3 separate regions of the Homo sapiens genome follow, and regions 1 and 2 are each linked to region 3. A link is an interaction called in ENCODE POLR2A ChIA-PET data of the cell type or tissue named here. Cell type or tissue: Panc1. All regions are shown on one strand.

Evidence for each region. Peaks named below come from ENCODE experiments on the same cell type or tissue, not always from the same donor. Only the 100,000 strongest peaks of a DNase experiment are listed, where the experiment ranks them.
Region 1: POLR2A ChIA-PET joins it to region 3 with 6 read pairs; 5 of 35 experiments call an interaction of 5 or more read pairs at or near these places.
Region 2: POLR2A ChIA-PET joins it to region 3 with 6 read pairs; 2 of 35 experiments call an interaction of 5 or more read pairs at or near these places.

What each region holds. Positions count from the first base shown.
Region 1 is chr9:36,201,077-36,205,076 of GRCh38, reverse strand. It overlaps CLTA (clathrin light chain A), which reads right to left. Exons shown (of 5, transcript NM_001833.4): 4 at 898-1,009. It overlaps LOC124902151 (a long non-coding RNA gene), which reads left to right. Exons shown (of 2, transcript XR_007061474.1): 2 at 1-356. Among named protein-coding and RNA genes, the nearest start is that of CLTA, 12 kb to the right of the region's middle. In Panc1, no CTCF peak of the experiment used is centred here; no DNase peak of the experiment used is centred here.
Region 2 is chr9:36,549,390-36,553,389 of GRCh38, reverse strand. No RefSeq gene overlaps it. Among named protein-coding and RNA genes, the nearest start is that of MELK, 22 kb to the left of the region's middle. RefSeq lists enhancers at 1,246-1,385, 2,489-2,768. In Panc1, no CTCF peak of the experiment used is centred here; no DNase peak of the experiment used is centred here.
Region 3 is chr9:36,304,493-36,308,492 of GRCh38, reverse strand. The region is part of intron 3 of LOC102724322 (a long non-coding RNA gene); the gene reads right to left. It also overlaps the pseudogene HMGB3P24. Among named protein-coding and RNA genes, the nearest start is that of GNE, 48 kb to the right of the region's middle. In Panc1, no CTCF peak of the experiment used is centred here; a DNase peak (open chromatin) is centred at 1,722; H3K27ac peaks cover 3,213 bases.

The DNA.
Region 1 (4,000 bases), 100 kb after region 3:
ACATCTCTGTCTAACAGAGCTGCCAGAGACAAGGGCACTTAACCCAACCTGCTTCCTGCCTCTGCATACGAGAACCCAAGGCTCTACCCTGAAAATTAAAAATATCCCCAGGCTCGGTCTGGCCCGTTTATACACTGAAGTGAATGGATTGACTATTCAGTGAAAGTTGGGCTCTGAACCTGCCTGCCCTGAGGGAAGCAACACCACATATCCTCTCTTTGCTGCTTCCAAGAAGGGCTCTAAGTGTAGGGCATTAAAGCCCAGCTGCTGGTGAGTAGTGATATGAGAATGAAAGCGTTTTTCTCCTCACAACTCCTTAACCATCAGTAACTAAATAAAATCTATTTCAAACAGAACATTTTTAAGAAGTCAATTCAAGACTTTTTAAGGCACAAATAAGTACCCACAGAACCCTCAATTCTAAAATAATCATGTTGGAACATCCTTGGCTGCCTAATTACAAAGCACATATTCCTGCCAACGGACCCCTTCATGAAGTGGCTTTCAGGGGGCAGGGCTATATTGAGGAGACTCAACATGACCAAGTCTATAATCATATCCAAAGTAACTAGATCTGGGTGTATTCATGACACCCAGCTTTCGTTTCAGGGTTCCATGGAAAGTAACTTTTCCCTTGGCTGAATCACACCATTACAGGTTATGCATATTAACCAAACTCTCAGAGAGCTAAGCTCACTACAATTGGGATGGCTAAACAATAGGGTGAATTATGCTCACAAGACCCGAGAGACTTGCAACCTGTTTCAAGCACTTTCTTTAAAAACTGCAGACATTTCACACTAAAGGAGGCAGAAGCCAAAAACCGAGACTGGATGCTGAGAATGGATTTGATTCAATTTTGGAAAACAAAGTGTGCTACAACCACCACGGACTGACCTGTTGTTTGCTTTTGTTTTCTGTAGCTGCTCGTCCTGTCTTGCATACCATTCTTCTAGCTCCTTTATTGCCTTTTCTTTCCACTCTGCTTCTTGCTTCCGAGAATTGGCATCTTTGAAGGGAGAGAAGAGAAAGACAATACAATTGAGGCAAAGTGCAAACTGAAGTTCATCAGTTTATTTTGGTCTTGCTGAACTTGTGGTGGGTGCAGGTCCATGTCTGTGTGCCTGTTGGGGGAGAAGAGTAGAGAGGGGAAGATAAACTTCTGTTTTCTCTGTTTGCACAACCAACTCTGATTTCAGTGCTTCTATTCCTGCCTGGTCTTTCCCACAGTCCTATTCCTGGTCTTATCCCAGTCCACTGACATCTTAGTGGGTCATTAGTTTTGTTTTGTCTTGTTTTGGGCAGAGCAAAAGAGAAGGGTGTATGTGGAAATACTGACTTCTATTATTAATAGGAAAAAAGCCTTCTGGGCACCAATTGGGGGAGAAACAATTATAGATGATTCTTTACCAATGCTGCCAATATTAGTTCATAGTAGGGTATTCATCTTAATCTTTTACCTCTTCTCCCAAACTAGTCCATATTCCAGGTTTGACAATGGTTTTGTGGAACACAAGGTGGCACTCTCATAACTAAATATGGTAGAAGCACTTCTGTGAGGCAGGGTGCTATTAGGACAATTACCAAAGGTAGAGATGATTCAGGAACCAGAGAATGATAGAACACAGAATATTAGCACTAGAGAGGACCACAAAGCATCTACTCCTACTTGGTCTGCAGTGTGTTTGTGGCAGAGCCAGGGCAGAGCTACAAAAGAAACTCCACTGGAGAGAAGTGCAGGGGGTAGAGGTATGGGATCATTGCTAACAGTTAACCTAAAGGTTCTAGAAATGACAGCAAGAAAATGCATACCTAGCAGGTTTGCTAGATTGGATTCTCAAACATGAAACATGAAGTTTCTGAGGACTAAATATGGTTTTCTCTAAGACACTAAGCTGAAGAGACATACATCAGTAGATAGTGAGAGATAAAGAAATACATGCCGGCTGCTTGTGGTGGCTCACGCCTGTAATCCCAACACTTTGGGAGGCCGAGGCAGGTGGATCATCTGAGGTTAGGAGTTCGAGACCAGCCTGGCCAACATGGTAAAATCCCGTCTCTACTAAAAATACAAAAAATTAGCTGGATGTGGTGGTGCATGCCTATAATCCCAGCTACTGGGGATTACTGGGGAGGCTGAGGCAGGAGAATCGCTTGAATCTGGGAGGCAGAGGTTGCAGTGAGCTGAGATCGCACCACTGCACTCCAGCCTAGGCAACAAAGTGAGACTCTGTCTCAAAAAAGAAAAAAAAAAAAAAGAAATACATGTCATAGCTACTGAGGCAGCTGACACTTGAAGTTAACCTGATACTTCACTTTAAACAAGTTCTTCTGTCTGGCAGGTGTTTTATAGACATCTAACTCAATCTTTACAACAATCCCAAGAAGGTAAACTCTGATCACATTTTCAGCAGTGAGAAAAACTAAAGCTCAGAAAGTTTGAGTGAATTTCCTAAAGGTTATAGTAAGTGACAGAGCCAAGATTCAAACCCAGATCTGGCTGTAAAGCTTACACTTTGCTTACCTCATTATGCTTCCTCCAAAGGGAGGGACAGAAAGGGAGGCAAGCCTAGAAATAATCACAAAACGTGACCACCAGTGATCTGGACAGAGTTTTGAAAGTGCAGACCAAGAGCCCAAACTGTAATTAGTGTCTTTGAGAAGGAGAGTAGATAGCAGTAGCGGTGTCAAGTAACTACTAGAAGGGATGAAAAATGAAGTATTCTTGGGCATTTTTAGGGCCTTTGCAAGAAAGGTCTTATAGTAACAACCTGCAAAAGGCTGTGTGTAACTATAAGAAAAAGCCTAATAGCAGCTAGAAACTCCCCCAAGTTTCAGGTTAGTAGGAACGTTCATCTCGGTATCTAATTTGTCGGAAGGTGATCTGTCGTTCAGAAGAATCATTTTCTCAGATTTTTCACTGATGACTCTAAAGTATATACAGTAAACTTTTTTTTGTTTTATTTGAGATAGGGTCTCGCTCTGTAGCCCAGGCTGTACTGCAGTAGTTCTATCACAGCTCACTGCAGCCTCAATCTCCCAGGCTCAAGTGATCCTCCCACCTCAATCTCCTAAGCAGCTGGGACCACAAGCGTGCACCACAACCCCCAGCTAATTTTTTTTTTTTAGTAGAGATAGGGTCTCACTATGGTGCCCAGGCTGGTCTTGAACTCCTGAGCTCAAGTGATCCTCCCACCTCAGCCTCCTAAAGTGCTGGGATTACAGACCTGAGCCACACCACCTAGCCTCTACAGTAAACATCTAATATGTGTCTATCCATGGCATGAAGTACAGATGTGGAATGCAAGATTTAGCTATGCTGCAATGAGAAGCTGTGGGCTGGAAGTGCCATGTGACAATACCTAATTCAAAATGTAAGGCCCCCTTTTCAATCATGGTGAAATTACTTCCAAATAATTACCTTTTTGATTGGACAGTATTTTCTTTCAATGTATTTTGATGTTAACATTTACTATACATTAGGACTAAAATATAAAATTTATCTCTGAAAAATGAAATTAAATAAAAATGGTGACCTCCTGAACAGACTGTGGTTACTGCATAAAATAGTACATTTAAATTGGTCTTCTGGCTTTTGCAGCTTTAGTGCCACTGCAATACTAATTTAGAATTCTTCCCCTCAGAGGATGAAGAGGAAGAGTCCCCTTAGAGAGCAAAGCACATTCACAGGTGCCTTCCCTTCTGGCCACCCTCGTTACTGGTCAGAGAAAAGAAAATTACTTGAGAATGTAGCCAGCAGCTAGGCTGAAAACCACTGGCACCGGTTCTCTATTTTTAGCATCGCGTGCTTTCTCACAGTTTTTGCAAGGAAAAAAGGTGAAATTGAAGGAACACCTTGTTCATGAACCAAGTGAATTCAATTCAGTTGGAATGCAAGGCCAAATGTTGTACTTCTCTCAAAAAAAGCACTTTGAATTAAGAAAACAGCTCATAAGAGTATTCCCCAAGTACCCAATTTCATAATTGAAAAATTAAATCT
Region 2 (4,000 bases), 240 kb before region 3:
TGAGACAGAGTTATGCTCTTGCCGTCCAGGCTGAAGTACAATGGCACGATCTCAGCAACCTCTGCCTGCCGTGTTCAAGCAATTCTCCTGCCGCAACCACTCGAGTAGCTGGGGATTACAGGCACCCACCACCACGTCCAGCCAATGTTTGTATTTTAGTAGAGACGGGGTTTCACCATGTTGGCCAGGCTAGTCTCAAACTCCTGACCTCAGGTGGTCTGCCCACCTCGGCCTCTGAAAGTGCTGGGATTACAGGTGTGAGCCACCACACCAGGCCTTTTTTTTTTGTGGGGGAGGGGGACGGAGTCTTGTTCTGTTGCCCAGGCTGGAGTGCAATGGTGTGATCTCAGCTCACTGCAACCTCTGTCTCCTGGGTTCAAGCAATTCTCCTGCCTCGGCCTCCTGAGTAGCTGGGATTACAGGCACCGCCCCCATACCCGGCTAATTTTTGGAATTTTAGTAGAGACGGAGTTTCACCATGTTGGCCAGGATGGTCTCAAATTCCTGACCTCAAGTGATCCACCTGCCACGCCTCCCACAGTGCTGGGATTACAGGCATGAGCCACTGTGCCTGGCCATGACAATACATATTAAATATTACATAAAATGTGGTCATCAGATATTGGTTGGAGTGAGTTGGATGAGGTCTGGATAACAAATATTTCTAATTTTCCTATCCGTAATAATTGTATCATAATTGCAGCATGTTTTTGTTAAAAATACAGCACATATTGGCACTTTAAGCTTTGCCAAAAACCTCTGAGGTTTTCATCATTGCAGATCTCAGGGATAGAAAACTGAAGTTTAGAGGGGTCAAATGACTCATCCAAGATCCCACAGCTCTTACATGGAAAAACCAGAACTCAAAACCAGGACTTCTAAGTCTTTGTTTTGGTTTTTTTTGAGATGGAGTCTTGCTGTGTCGCCTAGGCCGAAGTGCAACGGCATAATCTCGGCTCACTGCAAACTCCTTCTCCTTGGTTCAAGCCATTCTCCTGCCTCAGCCTCCCGAGTAGCTGGGATTACAGGCGTGCACCACTACGCCCAGCTACTTTTTGTATTTTTAGTAAAGACAGAGTTTTGCCATGTTGGCTAGGTTGGTCTCGAACTCCTGACCTCAAGTGATCCACCCTCCTCAGCCTCTCAAAGTGCTGGGATTACAGGTGTGAGCCACCGTGCCCAGTGATTGGCCAGAACTTCTAATTCGAAAGCCCGTCTTTTGGTACCACTACATCATATGTCTAGGAATTGAAATGAGTCCTAGGCATTTGTGGTTTGTTTTTATGTAATTTGGACTTAGTTTTAGTCTTATATATCTATTTTAAGAAGTTTCTTCTTCTAACCCAGCATGTTAGGCCACAGTTACTTTTGCTTCCCCTTTGAGCTCTACTGACATTCTGCTGGGAAAATAATGCTGCACTAGCTGTAAATCTTATTCTGGAGAAATGATCTCGACCCTTGATTCCCCTCCCCGCCCCCCAGACATTGTCTTGCTCTGTCGCCCAGGCTGGAGTGCAGTGGCATGATCTTGGCTCATGGCAACCTCCGCCTCCTGGGTTCAAGCAATTCTCCTCCCTCAGCCTCCTGAGTAGCTGGGATTATAGGCACATGCCACCACATCCAGCTAATTTTTGTATTTTTAGTAGAGACGGGGTTTCATTACATTGCCAGGCTGGTCTCAAACTCCTGACCTCATGATCCGCCCATCTCGGCCTCTCAAAGTGTTGGGATTACAGACACGAGCCACTGCGCCTGGCCTCAACCCTTGATTTATCTCATCCATAGGATTTTGAAACTTTAGGACTAAAATGACTGAGACGTGGGAATAGTATCAGTGATTCATGAATTTGTTTGTACATTGAAATACCTGGGGAACTTTTACAATTCTTGATGGCCAGGTCACATCCCAGACCAATTAAACTAGAATCTGTGAAGCAGGGACCCAGCCACAGGTATGTTTATAAAGTGCTCTAGACAATCTGAATGCACAGCCTAGTTTGAGAGCCAGTCATCTAATGATTCTCAGTAGACACAATGCTACCATCTGGGTAATATTTTAGAAATTTGTGGGCAAATTTTGATTGTCAAAGTACTAAGAATGGCTGAAATAAAAAATAGTGATGATGCCAAGAGCTGGTGAGGATGCAGAGACTCTGAGTCACTCATACTTTGCTGGATGGGACGTAAAATGGTACAGCCGCTCTGAAAAATACTTGGGCTGTTTCTTCTTCCTTTTCTTTTTTCTTTTTTTTGAGACGGAGTGTCACTCTGTTGCCCAGGCTGGAGTGCAGTGGTGCGATCTCAGCTCACTGCAACCTCCGCCTCCCGGGTTCAAGCAATTCTCCTGCCTCAGCCTCCTGAGTAGCTGGGATTACAGGCGCGCGGCACCATGCCTGGCTAATTTTTGTATTTTTAGTAGAGATGGAGTTTCACCATGTTGGTCAGGCTGGCCTCGAACTCCTGACCTCGTGACCTGCCTGCCTCAGCCTCCCAAAGTGCTGAAATTACAGGCATGAGCCACCCTGCCCGGCCAGGGCTGCTTTTTTTTTACCACCCAAAATGGACTTAACATATGACTCAGCAATTTCACTCTTGGTCATTTTTCTCACATAAAATTTTTTTTCACACACAAGCTCGTAATAGTGTTCACAGCAGCTTTATTCATAATAGCCAAACACTGTAAATTATCTAAAGGTGTTTTTTTTTTTTGAGACAGAGTGTCACTCTCACTCAAGCTGGAGTGCACTGGCATGATTTCAGCTCACTGCAACCTCCGCACCCCCAAGCTCAGGTGATCCTCTCACCTTAATCTTCTGAGTAGGTGAGACTACAGGTGTGAACCACCAAGCCTGGCTAATTTTCATTTTTCTGTAGAGACGGGGGTTTGCCATGTTGCCCAGGCTTGTCTTAAACTTCTGGGCTCAAGTGATCCTGCCTGCCTTGGCCTCCCGAAGTGTTGGGATTACAGGCATGAGCAACCACGCCCAGCCTCTAAATGTCTTTCAGTAAATAAATGGCTGAACTGCGGAACATTCAAACCATGGACTACTACGCAGCAATCAAAGTGAATGAGCTATTAACACATACAACTTGGATGAACCTCAAGTGAATCATACTAAGTAAAAATAGCCAATTGGAGGTTGCGATGAGCCCAGATCGCACCATTGCACTCCAGCCTGGGCAACAAGAGCGAAACTCCATCTCAAAAAACAAACAAACAAACAATAATAATAATAATAAAAATGCCAATCTAGGTAGGGCTGGGCGAGGTGGCTCATGCCTGTAATCCCAGCACTTTGGGAGGCCGTGGCGGGCGGATCACCTGAGGTCGGGAGTTCAAGACCAGCCTGACCAATGTGGAGAAACCCTGTCTCCTCCATAAATACAAAATTAGCTGGGCATGGTGGCACATGCCTGTAATTCCAGCTACTCAGGAGGCTGAGGCAGAAGAATCGCTTGAACCTGGGAGGCAGAGGTTGTGGTGAGCCGAGATTGCGCCATTGCACTCCAGCCTGGGCAACAAGAGCGAAACTCCATCTCAAAAAAAAAACATTCTTTCCTTCATGTTAACTTTAGATAACCTGACAACAATGTGCCTTGGAGATGATCCTTTTTTTTTTTTTTTTTTTTAAAGACAGAGTCTTACTCTGTTACCCAGGCTAGAGTGCAGTGGCACGATCTCAGCTCATTGCAACCTCCACCTCCTAGGTTCAAGCGATTTTCCTGCCTCAGCCTCCTGAGTAGCTGGGACTACAGTCATGCACCACGACACTGGCTAATTTTTGTATTTTTAGTAGAGATGGGGTTTCTCCATATTGGTCAGGCTGGTCTCGAACTCCCAACCTCAGGTGATCTGCCTGCCTCAGCCTCCCAAAGTGCTGGGATTACAGGCATGAGCCACCGCGCCTGGCCATTTTTTTTTTTTTTTTTTTTTTTTTGGTGATGATCTTTTTGCGATGAATTTCCCAGGTGTTCTTTGAGCTTCTTGTATTTGGATGTC
Region 3 (4,000 bases):
AAAGAACCCAGACACAAAAGGCCACATATCATGTTTCCATTTATATGACATGTTCGGAACAGACAAATCCATAGAGACAGAAAGTGAATTGCTGGTTGCCTAGGGCTAGGTGGGGAGAGCAGAGTTGGGGTGGAACAGGGAGAGACTGCTGCTTATGGGTTTGCAGTTTCTTTTAAGGGTGATAAAAATGTTCTAAAATTCATTGTGATGACAGCACAACACCTTGAATATATTTTTAAAAACCCATTGAATTGTATACTTTAAGTGGCTTTTCGATATTATATTTCAATAAAGCTGTTACTTAAAAAAATGTTGGTAGTCTTTCCGTGTAAATAAGGGATCTGTAGTTATTTTTAAAATAAAAACTAAAACTAACTTTTTTATTTTTATTTTTTTTGAGACAGAGTCTTGCTCTGTCGCCCAAACTGGAGGGCAATGGCGCAATCTCGGCTCACTACAAGCTCTGCCTTCCAGGTTCACACCATTCTCCTGCCTCAGCCTCCCAAGTAGCTGGGACTACAGGAGCCTGCCACCACGCCCGGCTAATTTTTTGTATTTTTAGTAGAGACAGGGTTTCACCGTGTTAGCCAGGACGGTCTCGATCTCCTAACCTTGTGATCCACCCGCCTCGGCCTCCCAAAGTGCTGGGATTACAGCCGAGAGCCACCGCGCCCGGCCTTTTTATTTTTTGTTTAGACGGAGTCTTGCTGTCACCAGGCTGGAGTGCAGTGGAGCGATCTCGGCCGCTGCAACCTCCGCCTCCCGGGTTTGAGTGAGTCTCCTGACTCAGCCTCCCAAGTAGCTGGGATTACAGGCATGCACCACCATGTCTGGCTAATTTTTGTATTTTTACTAGTGACAGGGTTTCACCATGTTGGCCAGGCTGGTCTCAAACTCCTGGCCTCAAGTGATCCACCCGCCTCGGCCTCGCAAAGTGCTGGGATTACAGGCATGAGCCACTGCACCTGGCCTTTTTTTTTTTTTTTTTCTTGAGATGGAGTCTCGCTGTCTTGCGCAGGCTGGAGTGATTCTTCTGCCTCAGCCTCCAGATTAGCTGGGATTACAGGCACCCGCCATCATGCCCAGCTAATTTTTTTTGTACTTTTGTAGAGACAGGGTTTTATCACGTTGGCTAGGCTGGTCTCAAACTCCTGACCTCAGGTGATCCTCCCACTTTGGCCTCCCAAAGTGCTGGGATTACAGGTGTGAGCCACCGCACCAGGCCTAACTTTTATATAAAACAAACAAACAAACAAACAAACAAACAAACAAACTGTTGGAAGGGCAGAAGACTGCTGTTAGTGTTAAGAAAATCAAGCTGTGTAGGAACTACCAACAAACTCAGCTCCCTGCAGCACTGAGGTGAACACCTTGCAGGAAGACACCCGGAACATGTGGCTGAAACCTTCTTTCCAAAGCCTGCTGAAGTCTGCTCACCTGCCTTCCGCTGCCAGAAGCCATAATCCTCTCTACTCTCACTCTCTTAATCTTGCAGATACACTGTTTATTGGCAGAACCTGCACTGGAGCCCTGAAGAGCAGCTACAGGAACTGTCATCTCCCAGATGCCAGCTCCTGTGATACCGGGGAGAACACAGCAGGAAGTGGGAATGGCTCTAAGCAGCCACACAGAGCAGGAAATGAACTCACCTTCTGTTTGAAATGAGGAAATCGAACCCGATATTGTAGAAGTGACTTGCTCAAGGTCACATAACTTGCTAGTGATAATGTACCTACTCTTCAGCTTAGGGCTTTCGTTGATGGCGGGGGGGACAAAAACCATCTGTGTGAATTTTAGGAGGCACAATAAACTGACTATCAAGTTACTATTTTGATTTAACACCCAGAAAACAAATATACCAAAGATGATTTATGTAGGAAAAATCCTGGTGCTGTAGATTTCAGGCCTGTCCAAACATTACACTTCAAACAGCTGCTTGACCCTGCAAAATAAAAGCTCATTTCATAGGCTTGGTGGTTTGTCAAAAAATCCTTCAACATGATATTTTGGCACACACACAAAAAAATTCCACATATCATGAGCAGAAAGTCTGAGCAGAGTTTTGCTCTTGTTGCCCAGGCTGGAGTGCAATGGCGGGATCTCAGCTCACCGCAACCTCTGCCTCCCAGGTTCAAGCAATTCTCCTGCCTCAGCCTCCCTGGTAGCTGGGATCACAGGCGTGTGCCACCACACCCAGCTAATTTTGTATTTTTAGTAGAGATGGGGTTTTTCCATGTTGGTCAGGCTGGTCTCAAACTCCCGACCTCAGGTGATCCGCCTGCTTTGGCCTCCCAAAGTGCTGGGATTACGGGCATGAGCCACCAAGCCCAGCCTGATTTTTTTTTTTTTTTTTTTTTGAGATGGAGCCTTGCTCTGTTGCCCAGGCTGGAGTGCAGTGGAGTGACCTTGGCTCACCACAACCTCTGCCTCCTGGGTTCAAGTGATTCTCCTGCCTCAGCCTTCTGAGTAGCTGGGACTACAGGCGCATGCCACCATGCCTGGCTAAATTTTTTTGTATTTTTAGTAGAAACAGGGTTTCACTATGTTGGCCAGGCTGGTCTCAAACTCCTGAACTTGTGATCTGCCCGCCTCAGCCTCCCAAAGTGCTGGGATTACAGGCATGAGCCACCGCACCCAGCTAGTCTGATTTTTTATTAAGATTTGTTTACTGAGAACCAAGGCTCCAATTACCCATTCACTCATTCTTAAATTTGTTCATTCATTCGCAAATGTTCCCTAAACATCCCTTAAGGAGCTTACTTCAGTGAAGGAGACAGAAACGTAAAAAGTGAATAAAATATATATGAGACTGATAAACTTAGTGTAAGAGTATAAATATATGTAAACGGATGAACTAATTATTATAAGTATAATAGGGTTGGGCACAGTAGCTCCTGTCTGTAATCCCAGCACTTTGGGAGGCTAAGGCAGGAAGATCGCTTAAGTCCAGGAGTTCGAGACCAGCCTGGAAAACCTAATGAAACCTTGTCTCTACAACAAAAGAAAAAGTAAAAAGTGGCCAGGCACAGTGGCTTATGCCTGTAATCCCAGCTCTTTGGGAGGCCAAGGTGGGCAGATCATTTGAGGTCAGGAGTTTGAGATCAGCCTGGCCAACATGAAGAAACCTCGTCTCTACTGAAAATATAAAAATTAGCCAGACTGGGCACAGTGGCTCATGCCTGTAATCCCAGCACTTTGGGAGGCCGAGGCGGGTGGATCATGAGGTCAAGAGTTCAAGACCAGCCTGATCAACATGGTGAAACCTCGTCTCTACTAAAAATACAAAAATTAGCCAGGCATGGTGGCAGGCACCTGTAATCCCAGCTACTCAGCAGGCTGAGGCAGGAGAATCGCTTGAACCTGGGAGGAGGAGGTTGCAGTGAGCCAAGATCGTGCTACTGCACTCCAGCCTGGGTGACACAGCAAGACTCCGTCTCAAAAAAAAAAAAAAAAAAAAATTAGCCAGGCATGGAGGTGGCTCTCATGGAGGCAGCTAGCATGAGGCTAGGGAGCGCCGAGCCACGCGTCATGCCCTGCGCTACCCAGACTAGTGAACAATACAGTCAGGATGGCTAAAGGTGACCCCAAGAAACCACAGGGCAAGATGTCTGCTTATGCCTTCTCTGTGCAGACATGCTGCAGTGGGATAATTAAGGAATCAGAAAGACTGAGGGGTTGAGGAGGAATTATTTAATTATTTAGGTGCACCGACCCAGTCGGATTAACATCCAAAGGACTGAGCCATGAACAAAGAGTCAAGCTACCTTTTAAGCATTTTGTGGGGCGGTGGGAGATCTGTGCAGGGGGAAGCATATTACAGAAGCAAGAAACAAAGACAGTTATTTAATTAAGACATGCATTACATCATTTCTTACTTTCCAAGGAACAACATGTTTTACGACTTGAGATTATCTGCCTAGTGACCTTGCAGCTACACAGCTAGAGAAACAGAGTCTTCACAATGCCTGGGAAAGGGAGAGATAAGGCTCACTAGCCACAG